Regions from separate parts of the Homo sapiens genome. Here region 2 is linked to region 1. The links are chromatin contacts, found by Hi-C or POLR2A ChIA-PET in ENCODE. All regions are on one chromosome and are shown on one strand. Each heading gives the region's core, a stretch centred on a gene start or an enhancer-like site at or near the end of the contact. The rest is flanking DNA. Distances are from core to core; before and after follow the strand shown.

What was found. Hi-C counts contacts between places; a loop is a spot of excess contacts on that map. ChIA-PET counts read pairs that join two places held with the same protein, here RNA polymerase II (POLR2A). Pooled maps may share reads with other maps.
Region 2: a loop to region 1 is called in a pooled map, with 3 times the contacts of the local background. The contact joins the promoter of TFCP2 here to the enhancer-like site in region 1. A Hi-C loop is called at or near these places in 1 of 50 pooled maps. POLR2A ChIA-PET finds 5 or more read pairs at or near these places in 2 of 52 experiments (CD4-positive, alpha-beta T cell and activated T-cell).

The regions. Positions count from the first base shown.
Region 1 is chr12:50,596,253-50,599,041 of GRCh38, forward strand. The region is part of intron 1 of DIP2B (disco interacting protein 2 homolog B); the gene reads left to right. Among named protein-coding and RNA genes, the nearest start is that of DIP2B, 93 kb to the left of the region's middle. Within about 2 kb of position 1,324, at least 13 of the 41 ENCODE cell types and tissues checked have a DNase peak (open chromatin) inside an H3K27ac peak, as active enhancers do.
Region 2 is chr12:51,171,720-51,174,508 of GRCh38, forward strand. TFCP2 (transcription factor CP2) reads right to left here and starts at 1,416. Exons shown (of 15, transcript NM_005653.5): 1 at 582-1,416. The coding sequence starts at 703. RefSeq lists enhancers at 699-748, 849-1,596, 1,689-1,738.

The DNA.
Region 1 (2,789 bases), core at 74-2,573:
AAACAAAAAATAAAAAATTGGGAGAGGGTCTTATGACTCAGTTTTGACTGTATGAGTTTGGTTGTCTCTCTTGCATGGTGGTAAAAACAGATTAACAAAAGAACAGGTATGGATGGTTGGAGGCAGGTCGTTAATATCCATAGCCAGTCTGGGCTGTGGAATCTTAGAGCTTTTCTGCTCATCTCTTCCTAATGGCTGTATAAGTGCCAGACCAGTCTGAGCTTCACTTTTGACCTGTCTCCAGGACTGGGAACCTCTCAGAAGGTTGACCTGGTTTGGATGATCCTAAAAGAGACAGTTTTCAAGTGGAATTAAAATAGACAGAATTCATGGCCAGGTGCCGTCACTGACACTTGTAATCCCAGCACTTTGGGAGGCTGAGACAGTGGATTACTTGAGCCCAGGAGTTTGAGACCAGCCTGGGCAACATGGCGAAACCCCACCTCTACCAAAAATTCAAAACTTAGCCAGTCTCATAACCCAGTCTCTAAATAAATAAATAAACAGATGAAAAAAATAGACTGAGAATTCGGTAACTAAGGAGTTGGATAACCCAAGATATTTAGATAAATCTTATTTACGTGTTTTTAAAAATAGCTGTCACTTGTCTTGGTTAGTTATATTTCCTTAAAACTTGGTGGTTATTACTTTTTATGAAAGAATCATTAGTATTTACTTTAAATGTAGTCAGATATTTATATGAGTAAATATTTCCACTAACTTCTTTTAGAAATTTAAATTTTAAAAGAAATAATTTAGTTTTTTTGTTATGTAGGTAGGGAAACTTACCAATTTCCCCAGTCTTTTGTGAATTCTATGGCCTTTTAGGCAAAACAAGAATATATACCCAGAGACACCATTTATACCAAGGCACTCCACTACACAAACTCTTCTGCACCTTGTTTTTCACATAATTATCTTAGAGAACTTTCCATGTCAACATATGTAGATTTACTTCATTCTTTTTAAGGGCTCAATAGCACATGTTGGAATGGGGAAACTATTAATTATTTGACAACATAACTACTTAAATCATTTAAAAAATATTTTAAGAAAAGGCATTTGAAAATCTGGCATCTTATATTGAAATCTTTGGATCTTTGTCAGTATCATAGTACTTCATCTAAATAATTTTCTTAGTTTATCCATTGGGCAAATAACTGGAGTACGCAGACAGCAGCTATCTCACTTTTTTGATTATTCTAAACAGGGAAAAGGTTAAAAATAAGAGTGTTACCTTAATATAGCACCATTAGGTGGTGCTGAGCCCTTCTATGCATGGAGGAGCGTTAATACAAACGAGCATCACTTCTTTGAATCAGAGGATGGGATGCGTGTTGTCTGATGGATCTGGGGGAGTTTGAGAGGAGGAGAACACAGCACATGGGAGTCAGTGAGGGTGGCTCATGCACATTTCCTGTTCAGTCCTTGACTGAGTCACAAGTGATACAGACTGGCAAGTGTGTGATGACTGCCGACTCCTGTTTAGCCGAAACAACAGAGTGCTTTAATAGTATTTTAGAGCTGCTTTTTTTGTAATTACATTTTCAGTCTTTGTGCACATAAAGTATGCATTAAAGTGAATTCTCACAATTAAGGAGAAGGATGAAAACTGAACAGTCAAGTTCTTTTGATAGTTTTACTCATTGGCTGAGCTGTTTTCAGTCTTTCAGATTTCCTTTTCTTTATGCAAACTTAGTGAGATAAAGTGAGCACGCTTGCTGAACTGAACGGGGTCACACTTAATTCCTTCAGGTTGGGTCCAGAGCAGCCATATGACTGACTGATGTAAGTTTCAGAAATAACTCAAGTAATTTCTAAATATGAGTTTGATTTAGTTTCTTTAATGCCGTCAAGTCATTTGCACCTACCCCACTTTTGCATTACTGAGCAAAGGACTTTTTCTCTTTCCTTTAGAGGAAGGAGAGACCAGGAATCCTGATCATTTATAAAAACTGGGTTAGCCACATAATTAAGGTAATAAGGATGATACTGTCTTGGAAACATTGGATTCAACCTTCATCACAAGATGTGGCCTTCTTGAATATATATATTTAAAAAAAGTTAAGTAGTTTTAATTCTAGACTTACACCCTTAGGGAGAATCTTAACACAAGTCCTTTTGTTGGCCTGCCTTCTGTTCCTCCCTCACACTACCCTCCTTTTCCCTCCCTCAACCCCCTGATTCCATCCTCTTCCTCTTAGAGACTTCTGGAACATATTATTTTACCTGGCTTTTCCACTACTTCTCACATTGCTCTAAAATGTATCCTTTTGCAACACCAAATTCCTCGTGACTGCCACTGCGTCATCTCTCTGGTCATCTATAAATGGATGCTTTTACAAAGCAGCCTGCTCTCCTTTCTCTAATGAGAATATAAAACATCTCCTTTCCCTTTTTTATTCTTTCTTTCAGTTGCAGCTTTGATGATAATCCTTTACCAGCATCTTCCAAGATGTCTTCAGATCCCCTTCCCTCCCCTCCCCCCTCCCCCCTCCCCCTCCCCTCCCCTCCCCTCTCCCCTCCCCCTCCCCCTCCCCCTCCCCTCTCCCCTCCCCTCTCCCCCTCCCCTCTCCCCCTCCCCTCTCCCCCTCCCCTCTCCCCCTCCCCTCTCCCCCTCCCCTCTCCCCCTCCCCTCTCCCCCCTCTCCTATCCTTTCCCATTGAGTGGACACATTTTTGTCTTTCTTTTGGGTAGATTCCTAGAAGAAGTATTGGGTCAACACATATAAACATTAAAAAAAAAAAAAACTCTTGGCTGGGCACAGTGGCTCAGGCCTGTAATCCCAG
Region 2 (2,789 bases), core at 166-2,665, 580 kb after region 1:
ATAAAGATCCAGAAGCATCTTAAGTTTTCTTCGTCACTTTTTCATTTCACAGCTTATGTTTTAAAAGTCAGAAATCCCAGAATTAAGTAAAGTCTTAAAGCAAGCTAGTGGTAAGATAGAGCTGTACGGACTTCTTCATCAAGGACTTCCATATCTTTCCAACAAGAAACGAACCAATATTCATCATTAAGCACCAGCTCCCAATTTCCCAACTTCCTAGATACCATTCCTATGCTATATGTAACCCTTCTTCACACAACGTCAGACTTACCCACACATACACCATCAGTCCCCAAGTCTCCCACATTGGCACAAAAGCCTCTCAACATTCATCTGGTTACTAATCAGGGACCACTTCCTTCTTCCACTGATTCTGCACAGGCTTCATATCGCCTACAATCGCTTTTTCCATTTCTTCCACAACACTAACTACTCAAAGCGACAAAAGAACAAGTCCCTTTTCCCCAATCGTAAACAGCTTTTTAAAACTCTATACACCTCCTTCCCACTCAACCCCTTTTCTTAGTGTCTATCCGCCTTTGTTATTCAGAAGGTGTAGGGTCTGGGAAAATCTCACTCACCTCATGCTATAGGCACCAGCACCCAGTTCCTGGCCGATCCCGGACAGGCTAGCATCAAAGTCCTGCACCAACCCGGATTCAATCACTTCGTCGGCCAGAGGCAGCTTCAGAGCCCAGGCCATCCTGGCTCCTTCCTTGCCCCAGGAGACACCGTGTCTTGTACAAAGGCGCGGAGGGTAATTCTACCCAACAGGAGTAACGCAAACCAAGAAAACTACAAACCAAGGTTTCCCACGCAGTGCCCACCAGCCACCCCCAAGCCCGACCAGCACTGCTCTGTGCACAACTAATCTCCCGTACCCTTGGCTGCTCGTTCTTGGCTGCCCCAGGTTCCAAAATCCCCCCTGCCCAGCTCTCAGGAACGTGAGGACCCCTTTGCTCAACTACTGCAGACTTCCCAGAGGCAGCTCTGGACTCCCGCACTCCCACTCCTCTTGAGAGTTCGTAGTGGTGGCTTGCTGCTTCCCAGTCAGACCAGCAGCAGCCGCAGGAAGCCAGCCCGGCGCTCCCACGCTGCTTTTGCACCTTTTCCCCCGCCCCTTTCTGCTGGAGGCCCCCTCCCTCCCAGGTCTCGCTCTCTCTTTCCCCTCCAGGCCTCGCTTCCGGTCAGTCCCACGATCACTTCCGGTCACCCCTTCTCAACCCCACGGCTTAGAACCAAATCCAGGTTTCCGCTGAGCCGACTTCTCGCCCTCTGTAGCCCCCCACGGCCTGGAAACATGGAAGGAGAAAGTCCAGCACAGGCGTAAAACCTAGACTCGCCAGGCCCTTCCACCGTCCGCCGCCCCAGCGCCAACCAATCATGGCGTCCTCTTTCCTCGCCTGCCCGGCGAACATGACGTCACGCTGTCGTTCGCCTATAAAGAAGAGACCGCGTCAGTCTCGGCAGCGATGATAGGCGGGCTGCGCCACGGCTCTGCCCCCGAGATGGGCTGGGCGATCACGGGGAGGACCCGGCGTGCAAGTGTCCGGGTTTAAACGTGTATCCGTGTAGTTACCAGAGTTCTGGTATTCGCTACCCATCAAGTCGTCACCCTGAGCCATGGAAGGAGCCCTTCTTCTAGCCTTATGAACCCACTCCACCCCTGGCGGACTCTTGACGGCTTCCCAAACGCTCCTTACGTGTGTGCGCTTGCTCCTGCCCATACTCCTGTCTCCTTAAACTCACCTCTCCGGAGGTCAAGACCCTGCATAAGTCCCACTTCCCTGTATATTCATTTTATCTTCGGCATCCTCTCTAATGCATTTGAACAGAAAAGCATGAGATCAGTAAAAATGTGGTTTTTAGGCCGGGCGCGGTGGCTCACGCCTGTAATCCCAGCACTTTGGGAGGCCGAGGCGGGCGGATCACCTGAGGTCGGGAGTTCAAGACCAGCCTGACCAACATGGAGAAACCCCGTCTCTACTAAAAATACAAAAATTAGCTAGGTGTGGTGGCGCGGGCCTGTAATCCCAGCTACTCGGGAGGCTGAGGCAGGAGAATCTCTTGAACCCAGGAGGCGGAGGTTGCAGTGAGCCGAGATCGCGCCATTGCACTCCAGCCTGGGCAACAAAAGTGAAACTCCGTCTCAAAAAAAAAAAAAAAAAAAAAAAAAAAAAAAAAAAAAACAGTGGTTTTTAAAAGGTTGTTGTGCTGGTATGGGGTGTTGGAATTTAAAAGATCTGAAAATCAGAGTTTAGGCTGGCGTCTTCATTTGCTACTTTGGTGTCTTCAGAACAATTGCTTAATGTCACAGATTTAGCTTCCTCGTTTGTAAACGGGAGTGGGAGTAACTTTATCTGCTCCACCTTCCTCCTTTGAGGATTGAGTAATAATGGCCATTGTTTATTAAGTATCAACTACTGCTAGGAACTTTATTACACTATGAGTAGTCCTCAAAGCGATCTTGGAATTAGAATTATAAAGCTAAATTTAATGACTCTTATTTTATCAGTAAGAAACCAAGGCTAAGCCCTTAAATTGGCCGGAGCTAAATTGACATGCCAGCTTCAGAGCTGATTCCAAAGCCTGGCATTTTTCGTTACAAGACATTGCCTTTATGTGAAAGTCTTGGTTCATTGTTGTATTCCGTTGCTGAATTTTTTAAAATCTGCCTTGACTTATACTTTTGTATATATCTGCCTCTCTCACTAGATTGATCTAAAGAATAAGGAATAGGTCTTTTTCAGGCTTGCGTTCTAAATATCTCCTACTATAGTTCCTGCTTT